Regions from separate parts of the Homo sapiens genome. Here region 1 is linked to region 2. A link is a loop called in an ENCODE intact Hi-C map of the cell type or tissue named here. Cell type or tissue: gastrocnemius medialis. All regions are shown on one strand. Links, peaks and the distances in the headings refer to the core of each region. The heading gives the core; the rest is flanking DNA. Region 1 overlaps SMARCA2 (SWI/SNF related BAF chromatin remodeling complex subunit ATPase 2). Region 2 holds the start of LOC101930053 (a long non-coding RNA gene).

The links. Peaks named below come from ENCODE experiments on the same cell type or tissue, not always from the same donor. Only the 100,000 strongest peaks of a DNase experiment are listed, where the experiment ranks them.
Region 1: it touches region 2 in a loop (2.3-fold over the local background); 4 of 110 quality-filtered maps call a loop at or near these places.

Annotation. Positions count from the first base shown.
Region 1 is chr9:2,115,295-2,128,358 of GRCh38, reverse strand. It overlaps SMARCA2 (SWI/SNF related BAF chromatin remodeling complex subunit ATPase 2), which reads right to left. Exons shown (of 34, transcript NM_003070.5): 25 at 12,310-12,537; 26 at 8,824-8,901; 27 at 4,422-4,640. Among named protein-coding and RNA genes, the nearest start is that of SMARCA2, 110 kb to the right of the region's middle. In gastrocnemius medialis, for the core only: a CTCF peak has its summit at 6,880 (motif pointing left); no DNase peak of the experiment used is centred there; H3K27ac peaks cover 760 bases.
Region 2 is chr9:2,487,679-2,496,034 of GRCh38, reverse strand. It overlaps LOC101930053 (a long non-coding RNA gene), which reads left to right and starts at 1,814. Exons shown (of 6, transcript XR_001746603.2): 1 at 1,814-1,855; 2 at 2,610-2,960. In gastrocnemius medialis, for the core only: no CTCF peak of the experiment used is centred there; a DNase peak (open chromatin) is centred at 2,734; H3K27ac peaks cover 869 bases.

The DNA of each region.
Region 1 (13,064 bases), core at 4,641-9,640, 370 kb after region 2:
AGTGCCTGTGGCCAGGCTCCAGATTTCAACAGCACATGTCATCAAGGTCTCTAAAAGAATGAGATGAAACCAGCTGCATGTAAAGACCTCCCAGGAAAGGAGCAGACCAGCAGCTATATGCTGAGATCAGTGGAGACCCATGGGGAGCAAGAGAACCAGGATGCTCGCCCCCAATGCCGTGCTTAAACACCACGTCTTTATCCAGATGCCATCTTGGAGAGGAGGATGGGATGGGAGCCCCCGGGGAAGAGAGAAACAGCCCAGAATGTGAATGTTGAACTGACTACCACAAAAAGATGACGTTAACTTGAGACCAGCTAACACTAAGGACATCTAAGTTTCCTCAGTGGAAATAGGAATTTCAAAACAATGTAAAATACCTTTAAAAAAAAAACTGAACTGTGTTTGAAATTGTGATCCTCCTGATTAAAAACAACATTATGAATGCAGAAAAAAATTCTAAATTCCACCAACTAAACAGATTCTCTAAAGGACACTGTAGGAATTTTTAGCATGCCATGATTACAAAATAAAACCTGTCTTCAATGAAACCAAAACACCACTGGCAAAGAAAGTGACCATAACACTTAAATTTAACCTAAGTGTGCTGAGGCAGGGATGGCTAAATATTCACCAAAATTTTGTTTTCCTGGGCTCACAGCCAGACCACATTTCCATCTCCTTTGCAGCTGGAGTGGCCACATAACCAAGTTCTAGCCAATGGAATTATAACCATTTAGGCAGGGCCCATTAGACTTCCATACCCACTACTCCATGTTGTTTTCCCCACTTCCAGCTCAAGTGGATGGAGATGACCAAGCCGGCAGAGGCTCTGTCAGCCTGGAGCCCTGAATGACCCTATGGAGAACAGCTGTCCTCACCAATCAGGTATACCTACCATGGACTTTCAGGGAAGGGAGAAATCAACTTCTGTTTATTTTTCTGGATAGGTCCATGGACAGGGCATGTTGAGGTCCATCTGTGGCAGCAGTGAACATTACCCACATCTATCTATACCCTTATCTGTCAATCCAGTGCTACTTTAATTTGGCAACTGATGGGCACTTAGTATTTGTACACAGAAGTCCTAAATTCTAACAAGATACAGAGCCAGCTTATCAACTAGTCAGGAAAGCAGGCAGGTTGGCAACTACCGAGAATACTAGGAAACTGTGACTGAAGGACAAGCAAAGAAATGTTAAGAGGACAATTAAAAGTGCAATTAATATTTATCTGTGAAGGTGCCACAGAGTGGGTAGCAACTGAATTGGGCCTTGAAGGAGGAGGAAAGTTCAAGAGAAAGAGGAAGGTAGAAAAGTTCAATCCAGACTGAACATGAGTTTGCAAACATTTTATCCATGGGGCTGTGATACTAAAGACAGAAAAAAATATTGTTCTCTTCACCCCAGGGAAAAGAATCAAGGCCTCTGAGGAGAAGCTACAAGGAAAGAAGATTCTATTCAAAGGGAGGAAGAACTATTAATCAGAGCTGACCACGAACTGGAGGGGCTACACAGACAAAAAGGTAGTTTTTCCTTCTAGGGGTGGCCAGCCTCCTGGCACAGAGATTGCAGAGAATGTGATTTAAGCAAGGGATGGGAAGCTGTTCCATTCAACTGCCTTGCAGCTCTGCGATGCTATGCATCTTGGATGTCTCTGCCAAGCAGGCTTTGTACAACATTGCCAGGAAAAAGAAGAATTATTTTAGCCCTGTTACAGCATTTCTTACACGACGGTCCTTGCCAAACTCCCTTTCAAGGCCATGTTGGCTGGGTTCATGCAATGTGTTAAATCATAAGCCAGTAGAGAACATCTCTTCACATCCAGGCCCATGAGAACCCCTTCAATATCATTTCATCATCAAAAAAGCTTAACAGGCTGATATTAAATAGGATTGCTGCTGGTGAACACCAAAGACAGGAAGCATCTACTTTGAATGCTTAGGCCATGGGGCATGTTGCATCCATTGCATGTCCTGATTAATAACAAGTTGCCAGTTTCATACCAAATACGGGCATGCAGTTTTCAAAAGATTAGATTACAAAAAGATACGTTACAATAAAGCTGTTTTGAGAACAGTTTCGTCCTTCTTGGATGACTTAGTATGTTGCATGGCATTTCAGAATTACAATTATAAAAACCAATTTTCACAGTGCAGTTTTGTAAAACAAACTAATTTTCCATTTTTAAATGTGCATGTTGTAGATAAAAGGAAGTTTACTAGATGCGCTAAAAAGAGAAATGCTCTCCTAACACTGCTGATAAGTTAGTCACTTTCCCTTTCCTCTTAAGGCTGTACTTTCATTTTCACAAACATTCACTGAGTCTCTATGCTAGGCACTGTGCTACTCATCAGGGATAGAAACTGAATGAAAAAGAGAAAACAAAACAGATATCTTAAACTGGAAAACTTCCTGAGATTCATAATGTTGTTTTTCTTCAGGGCAATTCCCAATGATTATTTTTAAGAAGTTAAGTTCAGCTACATTCTTGCCCAATAAACAAGGTTATTTTGCTTTTAATGTCTGGAGAGTAAACATATCAAAGCTTAGCTTTAAAAATTTCGCCCAGCCAGGCACGGTGGCTCACGCCTGTAATCCCAGCACTTTGGGAGGCCAAGGCAGGTGGATCACCCGAGCTCAGGAGTTTGAGACCAGCCTGACCAACATGGTGAAACCCCGTCTCTACTAAAAATATAAAAATTAGCCGGGCATGGTGGTATGCGCCTGTAATCCCAGCTACTGGGGAGGCTGAAGCAGGAGAATCCCTTGAACCCGGTAGGCAGAGGTTGCACTGAGCTGAGACCACACCATTGCACTATAGCCTCAGTGACAGAGAGAGACTCTGTCTCAAAAAAAAAAAAAAAAAAGGTTGGCCCAGATTATTATTGTCCCGTCTGCTGTAATAATACTCCAGGTACTCAATTTATTGCTTAAATAAAATTTTCCCAAGCTCAGAAATATATATTAGCCAAAAAACTCTTCATATTACAGAATGAATCCTAATTACATAACTATAATCTCAATAGTGAAACAAAGAAAATTCACAGAATCATATTCTGAGGTCACTGGAATATTTGACTGGATACGACAAACTAATCACACAAATGTTCTATTTTATACACAACGGTTCAACCACAAATAATGAGCAGTGCTTTTCAGAATCACAGGCTCCCATCTTTTCAAAATTCAGGTCACGTCCCTCTCATCATACAACATCCTGAGTAAATCACATCTCAAGCGGTGACAAGACCTGTTTGCCTTTGGTATCTAATCTCAAAATTCTGCCCACTGCCTTTCTACCCATCTACCTACTTAAAACCTGGGTCCTAAAATCCATGTTTCACAAAGCTTGGGAACTGTACTCCCCTTGGATAAAACGAACAACTCCCCAAAGCTTTTGTTTTGCTTGGTTTTTACCCAACTACACTTACTATTTCCAGCATGCATTTACTGGCTGTGTCTGGAATGCACGTCCCAGGTTGCTGTGCCTTTCTAGGTACTAAGTCTACTCCCAAAAATGGGAAGTAGAGCTAACCCTTCGAATGGAACAGTCACCCGGGCCTCAGTGTTCACACACGCGACTCCTAAGAGCATTTTGATATTTCTGTGCTGCCCAAGGAACGTTCTGAGATTTCAGTCCTCAATCAAAATGAGAAATCACCATTTTCCAAAGGAAAAACAACATAAACAAACTCCCGAATAACATTTCCAAGCATCGGTGACCCGAGTCCCAGGCTCTAATCTGTGTTTGTGATGGACAGATCAGATCAAGCGGAAATCGAGCATGTAGACACATAAGCACCCACCGATTCTGTGCTTTCTAACCAGCTGTGTGTCCTGCATAGCCATGTCACCTCTCTGGGCCTCAGTTTCTTCATCAAACCAAGCAAGTACAAAGGTACCTTCCAGCTCTAAAAGTACTATGGGTCTACAAAATAACCACACAGTTAGAAAACTCTGCTATCCCTGAAAGATCTGTGCAGACCTTGCAGAAGTAAAACCTCGATTAAAGACCATGAAATGAGGGGGAACAATTACAAAGATCTCTAAGGTGCCCTTCCACATTTTGATTCTCAGTTGGAGAGAGTGAGGCATGACCAGGCAATTGGTCATAAAACATTAGTGGGTCTCACAGCTCTCATAATCCTGTGCTTCCAATGGCCAATTCTGCTCTAGCAAAAAATCCTGCATATTTTTTTCCAAGCACCGCCTTGAAGTGCAGAACGCCTTTATCTTTTCATGCAACAGCACAATGACTTTATGCAACAGCAGAATGACTTTATCTTCTGTGTTCAAGAGCCCCTTCCCTTTGATTGCGAACTCAACCTCCTCAGAAAATCCCAGCTCTAGGCCCCTGGTTTCTCCAAGCCACCAAAAACCCTCCACCTAGTGAGAGCGGGTTAGAAAAGCTAGGCTTACCCTTAGCCACTGCTTCTCCGTGAGGGCGTCACTGTAGTCCACGTCACGGCGCTGGCGGGACCCCCTCCCAAATATTTTCTCCTCCTCTTCTTCACAGGTGAGCCTTTCTACTTCAGCGTCATCCTTAATGATCCAGGAGGGCAGCTCATCCTCCTCCATTAAACGGGGCTTCCGTTTCGGGTTCCGGGCATCTTCCCTCCGCCGGTCCATGTCCATCCGCTGGAGACATTAATAAGAGGGTCACCGAAAGTCAGGGCTTCTGTATGGTGCAGACTTCCCAGCACTACACAACTTCCCCAAGTCACTTCCTATGGCTGCAGGGTCCCTTTCAACCTCTCTCATCCTGGTTGGCTTGTTCTAGCTCATCCCTAAATATCTAGGGAGAGATTCCATTAAGTAAAATCCCCTCCCTTTTTCTGTACCCACCTTTTGAAACTTATTCATACATTTAAAAAGTACTTTTAAAGAATTTCCTTTTCTTAGTCTGTGTGTATGCAAAGCTCCCTCTTTAAAGTAATAGTGGAAAAATTCAAATTGGGAATGCATTTTAAAAATATGACCTCTTGGCTATACAACTCATTGCTTCCCTGGAAGAAACTTATTCTTTGAGTAAAGAAAAGAAAGATCTTTAAGAAAGTTTCCTTTTATTCAATAGGGCTTGTGCTTTGAACTAAACAATCAGCAATAAAAAAAAAAGGGGGACCCAAGGTATCAGTACAGAATAGCTACCCACAGTTGGACATGTGGAAGAGACATAAATGGTTTCACTGGTCCATTGGCCATGAATATACTAACTTTTCAATACCTCATGGGCACTGTCTGAGGAATGCTCTTCAATTCTTTACATTTTAAGCTTTGTGCTCTTATGAATATATTATACCACAGACAGAGAGAGCTCAGAGGTAATCGCATCCCAACTGATCTAGTTGTAAGTGAAATGGATTCCTTTCAGAGCCTTCAAAATGCCTACTTCCCCACCTTCTCTCTTTTTAATAATCCAGTTCACTTGTAAATAAACTAAGGGCCACACACTTGGCTTTAATCTATAACTAAACAATACGATGGATTTTTAAAAAATAAACTGCCACTATATATCCACAGACATTATGTATAAACACTAGCGAGATGTGTCATTTCCACAATGAAATGGACCATCAATCATTGTTATTTACCTTTTCCTTCTTCCTTTGGTTCTACCATACTGAAATTGGGATTCAATATTATGTTTTCTTAAAAGCTAAAACTGATAAAATGTAAATGAAATATCTACGCAAACCCAAATATGACCTCTAGAACCTATTTTAAAATTAGTGGTCAAAGCTCTTTATACTTCTTCCACATTTTTGGAAGTCATTACATTTCCAGAATCTGGTAGGCTTGGGAGACAGGTGAAGTCCCATTGGTTGATAAATGTGGCCACCTTGCTCTGTCATGTGCTATAATTAGCTCACGATGCTTAATCCTGTCTTCTAATGTTTTGGTATGAGAAATGGATCCACCAAACCTTCATAACTGGCACACAGAGGTTGCCTTCTTTACAGCAGTTCTAAAGAGGGGCTTCGTGAGGCAACCTCCTAATAGTTATTAGAGAGCTAATAAGAAAAAAAAAAATTTTGTTAATGTCCTATACTGAGATGACAAAATACTGCCATTTCAATCTTTGGTTTTACTGCTACTATTATCTACAGCAAAAAAATAGTCTTTGAGGTATGTTTAATCAATACATTTCTATGGACATTATTCTTGCTAATATATTTGTCCACAATTGAGAAAATAAATCTTTTCTGATAGAAAAGTAAATTATGCACTTGTTTCTTTTTTCTTTTAGGAAAGGTAGATTCGATTACATAAGATAAGCTTAAAGTCTTAATAACTGCATCTCTCCCTAGAGATTTCTACCCACAAAATACCAATATAATTAATTCAACATTATGGCAAAAGTCAAACTTACTATTTAGTTACTTTGTGAATAATTGGTCTTGAGATCTGATTATAAACCTTATGCTTACAAGTACAATTAGTTTTAAAAGTGCTTTTTCCCTTTGTAGAGAACATAGCATCTAAAAGCTTAATGTTTGTATGTTAGCAAAATGTCTCAGATACTTATCTTGAGCTGCCAAAGATCTTTTTGGTAAAATTCCTAAGTAATTGGTATAAAAGATACTTTTTCTGAAGTTACATTTTTAGAAAGAGAAAGCAAGACATGCTTTTTTTAAAAGACGTTATTTTAAATAAACTATCTGCTTATCATGTGTAAACCAGTGTCTATGATACAAAATCAAATAATAAGTTTGCATTAATTTTATAGAGAACTCACTCTTTTCTAATAATGGATAAAGAGTTTAAATATTTAAAATCCAAAGATTTATTCTAGCTCACATTCCATTCTTGTTTCTCACCAAACTTTTTAATCTGTAGCTGGCAGAGATTCAAATTTTATTTCCTGCCCCCAAGTGGAGGTGCTAAGGAATAGTGAATTGGCCAAAGGCGGCCGGTGGATTAGAAGAAACTAAACCAAACCTAAAATCTGTCTAATCCTCAAAATAGAAGCCAGCCTTTAAGAAACCAGCAGAAAATTCACAAAATCAAAGTGCCTACAAAAAGTGTTCCCTAGCCAGCCTCACCTGTGTTACAACCCTGTTCTTTGAGTGGTAAAATAGTCCCAAATTAAAAGAAGGCTGTGCCTTCCAAGATATTCAGATTGTTTCTGAGGTTTTCAATTTCTACAAATAGCCCAAAAGTAAGGCAGGAAAGTACACTCACCCCCTTACTTCAGGGCTGCTGAAAGAATTCTCCATTTCTGGGCCTAATCTAATTTGTATAATGGCAAGCAGCTTGTCCTCTCCAGTGTCTTGAGAGTATCTGCGGCTTTAGCAGTGCTGAATTATTGCCTAACAGTGATCAGCTGAGGGTCTCTTGCTTGGGTGTTCCCCAGTAATCTGCCTTTTAATTAGTTCTTCAAGGACAGAGGGGATGTCTATTTCTGATGGGTATCTTTAACCTCCCTAAATAGAGAATATTGTAATCTTTGATTATGCTGACCAGTGTGAGTTAAGAAATCTAGAATTTATGAATGCCCTACATTGACCATGCTGTTAAGTCTTTCTTACTACCATTCCTCTCTGAAATAGCTTTACTTGGGAAGGGTGGTTCATTTCGGGGACGGAGGGAGAAAGGGAAGTGCATATTCCAGTTTAGTAGTTATTCCCACAGCTACCTGAATTTTCCTGAGAAAGAAAATTTTATTGTGGATCATTATATACAATCAATGTTCCCAGAAAAAAGCCACACACACAAAACCCCAAAATAACATAAGCCTCTCCAAACAGGTGGAGTTCCATTCTGTCTAGGCTAAAAAGGTGGAGATTGCAAACCCTGTGGATCATATTTGGCCCACAGTTGTGTTTTGTTTGGCATGCAGTGTTATATAATAACTTAAAAAGTTGGATTTAGTTGCAGTGTTTTAAAATCTAGAGATCACATATAAACACCTAGACTTCAAGCTCCCCTTGAAAATTTGTCATTTCTGGCGACATAGGTCTCACATTTCTACCTTGCAGCTCTGTCCCCCCATAGACAAAGCATCTCCAGTACACCTACCTCTGCCCACTTGCTTCACACATGCAAATTACTCATGTAAGATCTGATGGCACTCAAATTTGGGACCTCTAACTTTAGGGTTCTGCAGCATTCAACCACCAAAGTTGTGGTTTATATTTACTCTCTCTGTAATCAGTCTTTGATGAAGATGAAAATGATTGAAGATACTGGAGGGAAATCCAACTGATTTTGATCCTTAAATGAAGGCTACACCTTTATGCACACCTTGAAGGTTCCCATTCATTTAAGCGGGCTCTCGTCAACAATCTGAAAAGGCACACCTGTGTGTTGTTTTAGCTGTTGTCCACCTATCTCCCTAAGGAGCATGTTGCTTTGATCCTGTAAGGGCACTGTTGTAAGTTCCAATGCCTATAGGAGCCAGGTAGGCTTCCTGAATGACACTGGCCTGGGATTAGAAACGAACTGGGAACAGGAGGGCGTCTATGGTAAGCTGTAGACCGCGAGGCCTGTCCAGAGAGTGCAGCTGCTACTCAGCCCTGGCCAACTGTTTCCACACAAAGATGTGGGCCTGGTACTGCCCGATCTCATTTTTCAAGAGAAGCCAGAAATCAGGATTCTTTTTTATGTTGGCAATGAATGGGAAATTTTAAAAAACGCTGCGTGGGCCAAACAAAATATGTCTGCAGGCTAACTCCAGCCAGTTTGCAGCCTCTGAACTGAAGGAAAGGCATAGGCTTTACGTATGAAGTTCTGCCAGGCACGCAGGCTGCAGACATTCTGCTTAACAGAAAAAGGGGCAGAGGTATAAAGCATTTGTGTTCATGATTTTCTGTAACATTACCATAAAAAGGTCAAATTCTTCTTCTCGTCGAGCAATCATTTGGTTCAGAGTCTCATCGTCCGGTACTTCATCTTCTTCCTGGGGTTAAAAACAGAGTGATTTTAACCAGTGGACAGCTGGGGCAAGGTACAAACAAGTAAGTGATCTGTCCTCCAGACCAGAGGGGTCCCATTTCTCAAGGCAGAAAGAAAAGGGAAGGGGTTGCTGGATTTAGTCCTTGACGTTACTATTTTACAAGCTATTAAAACCATCTTCCCAGAGCAAAATCCGTTCAGGGAGGAAACTGTGGTCCACTATAAGAAATATGAGTTCTCCTGGATGTGTATCTTGATTCTGTTACTTTTACAACAAGTTACTTAATGTCTCCTCGCTTCAGTGACCTCATTGGTCATATGGGTATGACATCTATTTCACATGGGGATGTAAGATTTTAATAAGGACATCCATATGAAAAAGTACCTAACATTAATTCTTTTAATTCCATTTACCTTATGCCAAATATAAATGCTTATTTTCAAATCCTTACAAAAGACATAAGTATGTGAAACCTTGTTACTAGGCACTAAGACAATAAAAATCACATATATGTGCCAAATATATAGCCTTTGAAGTGTGCTTAATATATTTCTATGGGTATTATTGTTAATGATTGGAGCTATGGATGGGATAACTAAAAAGGTATCAGTAACAAAAAAAACCTCAAAATTATACTTAATTAAAATAATTTAAATGAAGCAGAGAAAGCAATTACATATGGGCTAAAATTTTCATTTTATATTACGTCAAACAAAGGTACATTATCTCTCTGCTAATTCCTCAGAAACCAACAGTTCTCAGGATTTTTAGCAATGTTATAGGATGACTTCCACACTTAAAAAATGATTCTAAAAGTTCGGCATATGCTTCAGGATTTATCTTCCCAAATTATTTTTATCATATGCTGAGTGGGCTTGTTAGAAATCAAACGGGGAATTTCAGTGTATCAGTCGAGGGAAGAAAGAGGAAAACACAGAACTTCAGACATCCAATTTCACAAACTGTATATTCAAAAAGAGGCAACTTGTTTTAGAGAAAGAGTATGAGTGTACTAGCGGCTCAAATGAGATGACTGTGTCGGCTCCCAAGATAACGTCTTTCGCACTGCAGGAACTTAATAAGTGTTAGAAATGAATGCAATCCAATAAAGTAAAAAAATCTACAATTCAAGATAATAATTATTTCTGAAAAACCTTCTATTCTAGTTTGCCTCCAGATTGATTAAAGTCAATTTGTCTAAATATTACATTTCATCTGACAAGGACACAGACTAGCTGGGAGTGGGTTCAGACTTCACAGTACAAAATATCTGGTAATGTCTCCTCTGGTGAACAGATGTCCCGCTTCGCCTACTTTCTTCCTAGAACCACACATTACCCTCTCATCACCTGGACCATGAGGGGCTCAGACAACCCCATGCCCAAGATGAAAAGATTCTCTTGTAAAGTGCCTGTTTATGACCTTCATGGAAAACCAAATAGCTGGAAGTGCACAATGCATCTTCCTGGGTTCTCTGCCCCAGCACTTCATGGTCGCATCAACCATGGTGATGCCAGCCTATGTTGTCCTGATCTTTCAGAACCAGAGTCTTTGACTGCAGTCTCTCAGTGTTTTCAAACATCTTTACATCAGGACACAAGCCCCCCTGAAAACGGCAACATTTTTCTGACACACTGGCAGCCAAGAAGGGACAGGAGCCTCAGCAAGGCTGCTCACAGCTAGCCTTGATGGCAGGACAACTGGGAGGGGAGTGCACGTCAGGCCCCACCTGGCAGCCCTCGGGCCCAGGGGAGATCAGCAACTCCCTGCGGCTTAGGAAGGCTGGAAAACTCCAGGCTTCCTTGATTCTCAACCAGATCAGGTACTATTTTCACAAGGCCTACACAAAACAAATAAGCAAAAATGTAGTGGAGACGACTGGCTGAGTGTCAGCTCTGCTCATATCTGCTTTGTCACAGGATAGATCATTCGCCATATTGTTTTTTTGGAAATGTCCAAGTGTATAAACAACAAAAAAATCACCTGACAATTTGACTCCATATCTGTATCAAATATTCAATTTCTAGAATCAGAAACTATAAATAATTTGAGATAAAAATTTTTCAAATGTGTGTGGATAGTGAGTGCATGTGCATATGTATTTTTTATCATTTTCATGAAACTCAGTGGATAGCTAATCAAAAATATAAGACGGACAAATTAGGAGGCATAATACAAAAGTGCTCTTCAATTTGCAAATGGGTTCATTTCAGGATACCTTTAAATATCAAGCTTTACTTCACATTTAGATTCATTTTAGAAAAAAAAAATATACAGACAGTCTCTGGCTTAACAACGGCTGGACTTAGGATTTTTCGACTTTATAATGGTGCAGAAGGGATGCACATTCAGTACTCCACTAGACTTAAGATGGGGCCATGTCCTGATATTTTCAATTTATGATGGGTTTGTCGGGATGTAACACCATTGTAAGTTGAGGAGTATTTGTTTATAAGACTTTTAAAAGACTCAGGTTCATAATTTATAGAAGAATGCAAAAACACATATCCTATTTAAGGCAAAAATCAAATTATATCTAATATATGCAATGAAAACAGTATTCCACATGAATATGTAAGGTAGACTTACTCTTCAATTTGTAAGTATGGGCACACACAAAAAATATGTTCAGCCAGTTTTATGATAAGGACTTCTGCTGATATTCTGTAGTTTGCTACACTATATACATACGTTTAAAAATCTACTTCAAATCCATTTTGGAATGAATATTTATAAAATTACTAACGTTGGCAATCTAAAAATAATACAAATGACAACTCAACATTCCCCTAATAAAAACCTAATCAAAGCATTCTTCATACAACCCTGACAAATAAAGGCTGTTTAACCAGAATTTTTCCCAACCTTCAGACAGCTCTTAAAGAAAAATTTAAAGTAGAGGTTAAGGTCATGCTTGCCAAGAGCAAGTATAGCTAAATGTGCGGAAGATGGCTGTGAAGGTTTGTCCTACAAACATGTTGAAGCTCTGTGATCCCTGATCAAAAGGCAAAAGAGAGAGAGGGCTCTGGAGGATGAGAGAAAGAGGACCCCTTCCATTTATGTCTTGTCTCGTCCGGCTGATTTTGTCCCTAAAGTATCCTCTGCAGTTCTGCATCTGCCCTACAGAAGGCAGCACTGATGGTTCAATAAAGCAGCTGGTTTTACCACCCTGGGAAAAAGGAGGGAGCACCCACAGGCCAAGCCTTGAGGTTCCTCCAGCCATAGCTCTTAAGACACTCATTTTGGATAACTTTCACAGGCTTTCTGTGGTTGGGATCTAAAACAGCAGTTTATTTCTTCATTTTCATTAACGCCAGCCCAGGAAGTTTTTTAAACAAAGGGATTATTCTGAGTCCTTCAGAGACAAAAGGCCACTGTTTGATTTCATAAACTTGGGGTTTTCTCTAATACCTCATTTTCCTCCTCATGCTCCAAGATGGCCTGCAGGAATGCCCTCCGCTCGTGGCTTGAAGACTTTTGGTCAAACATGCCCGCCTGGATCACTTTCTGATCCACGTTCAGCTTGTATTTTGCGGCCGCGAGGATCTTTTCCTCCACGCTGTTCACGGTACAGAGCCTCAGTACCCGGACCTCGTTCTGCTGCCCGATGCGGTGAGCTCGGTCTTGGGCCTGCAGATCCTGTTTGGGGGGTCAATATGCTATGAGGACTGAGATGCCTGGCATAGGCATCCAAAACCGGACCCCACCCCAGAGGGAAATATGGAAGGGTTCTGTATTTCACCTTCACTAAGGTAAGATTTTGCCTACATTTTAAAAACACACAAGCTACGTTTGGAAAAATTCAGTGTCATTCCTAGTTGAAGAAACCTGGGTTGAAATTAACCAAGCCAACTGAAATACATCTCAGGTTTTGAAATCCAGGTATCATATTGTTTTTATCTGTCTCTAGGTTCCCCATCAGATTTAGTCCATATCTAAAACATTAAACAAGACACCAATGTCCAATGTCAGAATTATGACTTACATAACACCTACAACTAACCTTAAGTTGCAAGAAACGCCTTTTCTTTGGCGTGATGTGTTGAAGATTATTTTAAAAATATCACTGAGTTGTACATTCAGGTATTATACATACATACATCTTACCACACACACACATACACACACACTGACTGCTCAGGTAGTCAATTTCCTCGAACCTAACC
Region 2 (8,356 bases), core at 1-5,000:
CATCATTCTCAGCTGCAGCTCCTACACTCTCCAGGAGACTAGCTTCCCTTGGAATGGGGTCAGCCCTGCTCTGGAGGGACTGGGAGAGCATTCAGCTAGCACACAAATGCTACAGGACCACGCTCCAGTTGCCCCCTCAAGTTATGACTGCCCCTGTTGACATTGTCTAGTGCTTGAGAGTCCCCTGTGTAGAGACCCTGCAGAGAGGCAGGAAGCCTGCAAGGGCCCTGGGCTGGTCATACCTGACATCAGTTTCAAGTGATACTTATCAGTGAAGCAGTCACATGAGATCACAGGGCTAGAAGATCCCTCAAAGGTCACAATGTCCTGCATTCCTTGTATGTCTGGCTTAACCCAGAGCAAAAGTGTCAGAATGCTACCACCCCAACATCTAACAGGTTGCCTGTGAAATGGGATATCCACTCACCTCTGGTAGACAATCCAGTTTTCTTTTCTCTAACACTTGAACTTGCTGGCCATTGGAACCACTATAATTATAATAGATGTTAGATTTCTTGTGTGAGTGATGGGATGTGAGGAACGTGATTGTTCCACTTAGAAGAGTAAGGTTGCCTAGAAGTACCCAACCTGCCATTTAGAAATCCTGGGTTTGGTTTTCCTACACCCCGAACACAAAACCACAAAATACCAAAGTTGGAGGCAACCTTAGTGATTAATATCCCTCCTCTTACAGATGAAAAAAAAAAAAGGAACATGACCTGACCAAGGTTAATAATAATACTGCAAAGGAAGGCTCTTTGGGATTCACATGGCCCTGTCATAGGTGTTTATAGAATTTGGTTGTAATGTGCCCTCTGACTTATAGGACGAAGAAAAAAAATCCTTGCATGTCAACAATATGTGCCATCAAAGTTCTCCATGCCTCTGTCTGGTTTGATTCTCACCATCCTATGTAGTGGGCATTATTTTTTCTCATTTTACACACAAGGAAAACAAGGCCCGGAAAGGTTAAGTCCATTCAGTTAGTAAGTGGCAATCCTGAGCTCAGGCTTCAATCTTCTGCCTTTTATTCAATATCATTTCCAAGTCCATCTCCACTTTGATTCTCTGGGGATTGAGGGTATAGTGGAAATTAGCCATAACTTGGGTAGGGCAAGATATATAGGAGCTCTAAAAGTCTCTACCCTATTCTGGATGCAGATACTGTGGGTTGCTAGAAATTCTAAAGAAAGGATTCTGAGTTTTAGTGACTCACCTTCATTGGCATGTAAATACTTCCCTCTTAGAACCACTGTAGCTGGAGCAAGGGCCTCATGGCTGCTAACATAATTTGGTGCTGTCATCTCAGCAGCTGCCTTTCCTTATCTTAAATACCACCTCCCAGGATAGTGTGGCACTGAAAAGCTCAAGCTGTTAGAATCTGCTGGCTACTCCAATTCCTGGTTCTGTCGCTTTAGATGACCTGAGCGATATTATTTAAATTTCCTGCATCTCAGTGTTTCCATCTATAAAAGGGAGCTAGTTATAGTACCTTCCTGAGAAGGTAAAGACTAAACGAGGTAAAAAACTTAGGAGAGTAAAGTGCTCAATAAATACTAGCTGCTGCTGCATTTGCTCTTGAGACAACCGAAGGAATTCTGTCACAGAGCTGAGTTTTCACCAGGAGTACAAAAGGAATATGTTCATAGTTCATGGACTCGGTGGGCATGCCAGGGTGACAGGTATCCAAAAGACAGAATCACATACAGTTTACTTCTTTTTTTTTTTTCAGACGGAGTTTCACTGTTGTTGCCCAGGCTGGAGTGCAGTGGCGTGATTTCAGCTCACGGCTACCTCTGCCTCCCGGGTTCAAGCAATTCTCCTGCCTCAGCCTCCCAAGTAGCTGGGATTACAGGTATGCACCACCATGCCCGGCTAATTTTGTATTTTTTAGTAGAGATGGGGTTTCTCCATGCTGGTCAGGCTGGTCTCAAATTCCCGACTTCAGGTGATCCGCCCGACTTGACCTCCCAAAGTGCTGGGATTACAGGTGTGAGCCACCGCACCTGGCCCAGTTTACTTAACTCCGGGGAATGATTGCTCGGACCTTATACAACAAGGGTTATCTTCATTTTCTGCCAGTATCACCCCTCTGCCCCCACCCCCCTCAACAAAGCAGAAGGCTTTAACTCACCCACCTGAAAAGCTAAAGCTGAGCTGGAAGTTATGATTATGTATTTATTTAGTCTGAAAGAAGGAACAGAAGAGCCTTTTATATAACTTGAAGAGTGTAAAGGAGCCAATGATAAAAAACATTGCCCTGAACTTTTCCAAAGCACCATAAATCTCTCTGTTATGATTCTCCAGTTGTTGCCAAGGTATCATTTGTCTTTTTGTTTTTGTCTTCAGATAGACGAAAACAAACGTTAACGAACTTCCTTCTGTTAGTTTGTGTATCTGTGATCCAAGGCTATAAAAATGCTACTCTTTCAAGTTACTCCCATCATTTAAAATACACCTGATGCTTATTTTGTGGTTTCTCAGTAATATTCTGATTTTAATTTGATTGCTTTTTATGTTTGTGTATTTTCCCATTCAAAGCTGTTTTTTCTCCCTTCCCTCCCTTTTGTGTTTCTCTCTGTCTCTGCTGATATTTTTTGCATGTTTAGATCATCTCTCTACTGACCTTTTAGTGGCTTAGCATTTTGTTGCAATGCACAAGTGAAGTTGGGAAACAGAGCCAAGTGACAAGCTGTGAAGTAACAGCTCAGCCTTCACAAAGCAAATGTGCTTTGTGCACTTCCTTGCCAGAGCAGATGTGGCCTTGGTGGACTGTGGGGAGCATCATCTCTCAGGTAAAAATAAATTACTAAGATTAGGACCAAATGATGCAAATCCTTTCATTTGCAAACAGATCATGAACTGGCAGCCATGTGGAAAGAAGACTAGACTGCGAATCACTTAGGATCCCACCCTCGGTTTAGTCTAGAATACTCTGCGAATCAGCTTTTTGGCCCTAGGTGAGTGATTTTAAAAGACATTAAATGTGCAAATGCATAAAATGAACTCACGTAGTTCATGGACACAGGTGACATAGGAAGTTAATCAACAAAAAAATAGAATGAAATAACAAAACTCTGTGTCCCAACACCCAGTCTGAGGCAATCCTAACATTTTGATGGGTTTGATTCAGACATAGTTGAAGTTCTTTGCAGACTTCTTAATCCCATTTCCCTTTCTTCCATCCAGAGATAAACACTATCTTGCAGGTACATGCTTTCAGACCTTTTCTGCATGCACATGCACCTTTCCACAATATGTACTGTCATTTTGCATTTTTTTAAAATTAAAATAAATGGAAGCACACCACACATATTCTACCATTTGTTTGTTATCTAATTTAGCATAAGATCTCAACGATTTAGCTCTAGTTCATTCATTTGAACTGCTTTGTTTCATGAACAGACCACTATATATTTATCTGTTCTTCTGTTGATGAACACTTAGATTGCTTTTAATTTTACACAATTATAAACAATGCTTCAGTGAGTGTTCTTGTACATTTCCTTCTCCTAACATACAAAAGCTTCTCTACAATAGCATTTTTCAAAATGTTTTGTCCACACAGCTACATGGAAACCCAGCACATACATGTGCTACATTTATGTACATGTATGCATATATGGAACAAAAGTTTCTCAGAATAATATTTATCTTTATTTTCTACTTAATTCTAATTCTATTTATTTTATTTTATTTTATTTTATTTTATTTTATTTTATTTTATTTTGAGACAGAGTCTTGCTCTGTCGCCCAGGCTAGAATGCTGTGGTGCGATCTCAGCTGACTGCAACCTCTGCCTCTCAGGTTCAAACCATTCTCCTACCTCAGCCTCCTGAGTAGCTGGGATTACAGACACATGCCACCATGCCCGGCTGATTTTTGTATTTTTAGTAGAGACAGGGTTTCACCATGTTGGCCAGGTTGGTCTTGAACTCCTGACCATAAGTGATCCGCCCACCTTGGCTTCCCAAAGTGTTGGGATTACAGGTGTGAGCCACTGCTCCTGGCCTACTTATTTATTTATTTTTGAGATAGTGTCTTGCTGTGTCACCCAGGCTGGTGTGCAGTGGTGCAATCATGGCTCACTGAAGCCTCGATCTCCAAGCTTCAAGTGATCCTCCCACCACAGCCTCCTGAGTAGCTGGGACTACCAGTGTGTGCCACCACGCACAGCTAATTTTTTTTTTTTTTTTTTTTTTTTTTTTTTTTAATTTATGGGATTTCACCACATTGCCCATGCTGGTCTCAAACTCCTGGGCTCAAGCAATCCACACGCCTCAGCCTTCCAAAAGGCTGGGATTACAGGTGTGAGCCACCACACTTAACCTCTAATTCAGTTTAACCTGGACTATTTCATACACCATTTTAATTTAGGAAAGGGTTTTATGACCCAGTGATGCATCTTCACTGACAAGTTGAAGAACAGTTCTGGGATACATACATAGACATGGACCTGCTGGATCATAGGTTGTTCCCATTTTCAAACTGATAAGTTTGTCTACGTGAGTTCATTTTATGAATTTAAATGGATATTTGTATTTAGCTAGCATTCCATGTATTTCTAGAAGGAGGCTTTCCAGGTTATTTAGTTTGCTGGAAATGGAAGTCCTGTGTTAAACGTTCTGGGTTTCAATTTTTTATCTGTCACAAGAAACCACACACACAAAAGGTAGTAGACCCTTCCGTATTTTGTAGGGTCCTTTCTCTGCAGCCCTGGGGAGAGTTATGGGGGTCTGCCACAGTGTGGGTAAGTTGTGGGGTAGAGGTAGACACAGGGAACGGGAGAGAATGAGTAGATGGAGTTCTGGGTCTTTTACCACAGTCCCTACCCAAGGAGCTCCATTTTAATATTGATCCATTCTGTATCCATTAGATTGAATTGGCAAAAGGGTTGTGTAGCTTAAAAGTATTCTTAAATGGTGGGTTTAGATGTCTTCCAAGGCTCTTTCCAGATCTAAACAAATGGAAGTAATTTTTAAGTCTCTGGACCATTTAAAATTGCAGCCAGAATTAAAGATGGCTTATGGTATAAAGTTTCGTGAGTAGGGGCTAGGCAAACAGTGTTTGTTTATCTGAGTGTCAATGTTCTCTTCCTGCCACGTAGAACCTGGCTTGGATGGGATGCTTTTGGCATCCTTGAAGGCAAGGAGTTAGGTGCGCCCTCGGGCTGGAGTTGCCCCTTTGAGGGCAGCCATTTCTGTGCCGTCGTATTGCCTTCATGGCAGGAAGCTGCTTTAAAAAACTACTTTGTTTTCATTGTGTTTGTTTAATTCTGTGAATAAGGCTCTAATATAAATTTTTCTGAAATCCATTTCAGCCCAGCACACTGTTCCACATGCTTATGATAAAGCTCATTTGCTCAGCAGGGTACTCGGTTAAACCTTTATATTCATAGGGATGACATTTTATTATCATTTTAATGAAAATATTTGCTTCCTCCTGGGTTTATTTTTGCCTTCCCAATATAGGAAAAGCATTAAAAAAAAAAACCCCACCAAAAGATGGGGTAGCAACTTGGTAGTAAAGTGAATTAGGGGTGGGCATATGTTAATTAATTTGTATAGGATCCTGGACCCCTTTTCTAATAAATACCCTCGCCTTCTCCACTTCCCCTGAGCCTAGATCACTGCTTCTTCTCAGACTCTAGTCCCTCCCTTCAATTTGTCCTGCTTGTATTTCATCTTCTTTAATCACTGTTTTCATCACATCACTCCCATGCTCAGAAACCCTTAAGGGATTTTTATTTCCCACCATTTCAAATCTAAACTCAGCTGCCTGTTTTCAAGGCTTCTCCTAATCTGTTCTTTCCTTACATCTCCAGCTTTATTTCCCTTGCCAGATGTGGCTCTGGTTCCTGTGGTTTAGAGATAATGGGATTTTTGTACACCAAAAAAAAAAAAAAAAAAAAAAAAAAATTAAGATCTGCGTCATTTTTCTTAGGCACAGTTCAGCCCAGTTCCCTTAAACAAAAGCACATGTGAACAATTATTGCTTACCTCCCCCACAGGCCATGTGAGGGAGACTGCAGGGTCCTTCAGGCGGCAGGAAGAGGAAAGCAGTTTATACACTGCTGTTTCTCACTATTTTGGGAGAAGATGAGGACCTGAGAAAGGTGACTTTAGTCACTGCAGTGGTTTGTGAAAAGCTCTGCCATTTTGACCAGACAGGCAGAATGCAAATATAGAAGGAGAGTATGAAAGGTATTAAATACCAAGCCAGAAATGTCTGGCTCAGAAATCTGTAAAGAAGTAGGTCCTGCATAAGGGAAAACTCAGCAGATCACCAGGCTCTGGAAAAGATATTGCAGGAGTTGGTGAATGAAATTTAAGAGAAGTCTTCCATATTGGAGAGGGCTTTTAATTTATGTGGAGTAGCTTGTTTTCAACTTTTGGTTTATTGTGGTGGGTGAGTGTACATGTAATTAATATTATTTACTTTGTTTTTCTCTATTTCAAAAAGTTCTGGCTCTTTCACTTAGTAGCTGTATAATTTGGGGAATGTTTTGTCTTTCATAAATGGATATAATAATGGTATATGGTATGTAGGGTCATTGTGAGGGCTAAATGAGATAATATATTTAAAAAGCATAGAACATCATTCAAGAAAAAATATCTGTCATTTCTGTCATCATAATTATCCTAAGTATGCATAAGCTGCTCTTCGTTTGAGCAGGTGCTAAATAAAATTCTACCTTCTCTCAAAGTACCTTCAGGTCAGTTAAGTTCAGCAAGCATTTCATGAATGCTCCATATATGTAAGGCACTGAAGATACACTGATGATATCACACATGTGACATTGACTAGCCCTTAAGCAGCATACTTTCTAGAAGGGAAGGCAAACCCAGAAACTGATTATTTCAGTATAAGGCTGTACTGTCCAACATAGTCATCAGCAGCCACATGTGTCTACTGAGCACTGAGAATGTGATTAGTTTGAATTGAGATGTGCTCTTTGTGTAAAACACACACTTGATTTTAACAAGTTATTATTGATAAAATAATGTAAAATATCTAATTAATTGTTTTAACATGGTGTCAATTACCCGTCAAAATGATAATTAGATCAGTTAGATATCGAGTTATATAAAATATACAATTAAACTGAGACGGAAGAATGGCATGAACCCAGGAGGTGGAGCTTGCAGTGAGCCGAGATCGCGCCACTACACTCCAGCCTCGGCGACAGAGCGAGACTCCGTCTCAAAAAAAAAAAAAAAAAAAAAAAAAAAAAAAAAAATATATATATATATATATATATATATATGTGCACAATTAAAATTAATTTCACCTGTTTCTTTAGATTTTTTTTAAAAATGTGGCTACTGGACATTTTAAATTTATGTGGCTCCTGTTATATATCCTTCCTTTTTTATTTTGAGACGGAGTTTTACTCTTTTGCTCAGGCTAGAGTGCTGTGGCGCGATCTTGGCTCACTCCAACCTCTGCCTCCCAGGTTCAAGTGATTCTCCTGCCTTAGCCTCCTGAGTAGTTGGGACTACAGGCACACATCATCATGCCTGCATAATGTTTTTGTATTTATGGTAGAGATGGGGTTTCACCATGTTGTTCAGGCTGGTCTCAAACTCCTGACCTCAAATGTTCTGCCCACCTCGGCCTCCCAAAGTGCCGGGATTACTGAGCCCAGTGGCTCCTGTTCTATTTCTATTGAACAGAACTGGTCTTATGTGACACAGTGGAGGTTAAAACAGGGTACAGGGGGAACTCAGAGAAGCAGCAGGTCATGCAGCCTGTCCTCCTCCCCGGGAGAGCAGGTGAAGCCTGTGCTGAGTGTTAAAGGATGAGCAGAAGTTGTCCAGGCAGAGCCAGGTCTAAAGGGCCCTCCAGATGAAGGTAACAGGAAAGGCATGAAAGACATGGTATTTCTAGGCACTGGAAGCATTTGGTTCTTCATAAAGCATTATGAATTAGGGACTGGCAGAAGATGAAGCTGCAAGAGAAGTGAAGCCTGGTCTTGCAATTCTTTAACATCTAGCTACCATTAAATGCTCTGGTCCTTGACTTATACATGACGTCTGGTTATTTTTCCACTATTTATTTCTTTGACGTTTTGGACTATCAGCTGCCGACAGTTGGAGGTTTACATCTACGAGGATAGACTTTCTTAGAGGATAGGACTGATGTATGCACACTTGCTGGTTGGCAGGCAAAATGTCATTTTTCCTCTGTAGATAATCCTAAAGAGTAGATGGGCAGCCTACAGTTGCTGCCAGGAGGTGAGTAAGAATGATGAATGAGAATCATAGGAAGGTGGGAGCCCTTCACACGGTCTGAATCATTGGGCCCAAGGAGACTGTACGTGGCTGCATTCACATCCATTTACCTGTCAATGGAT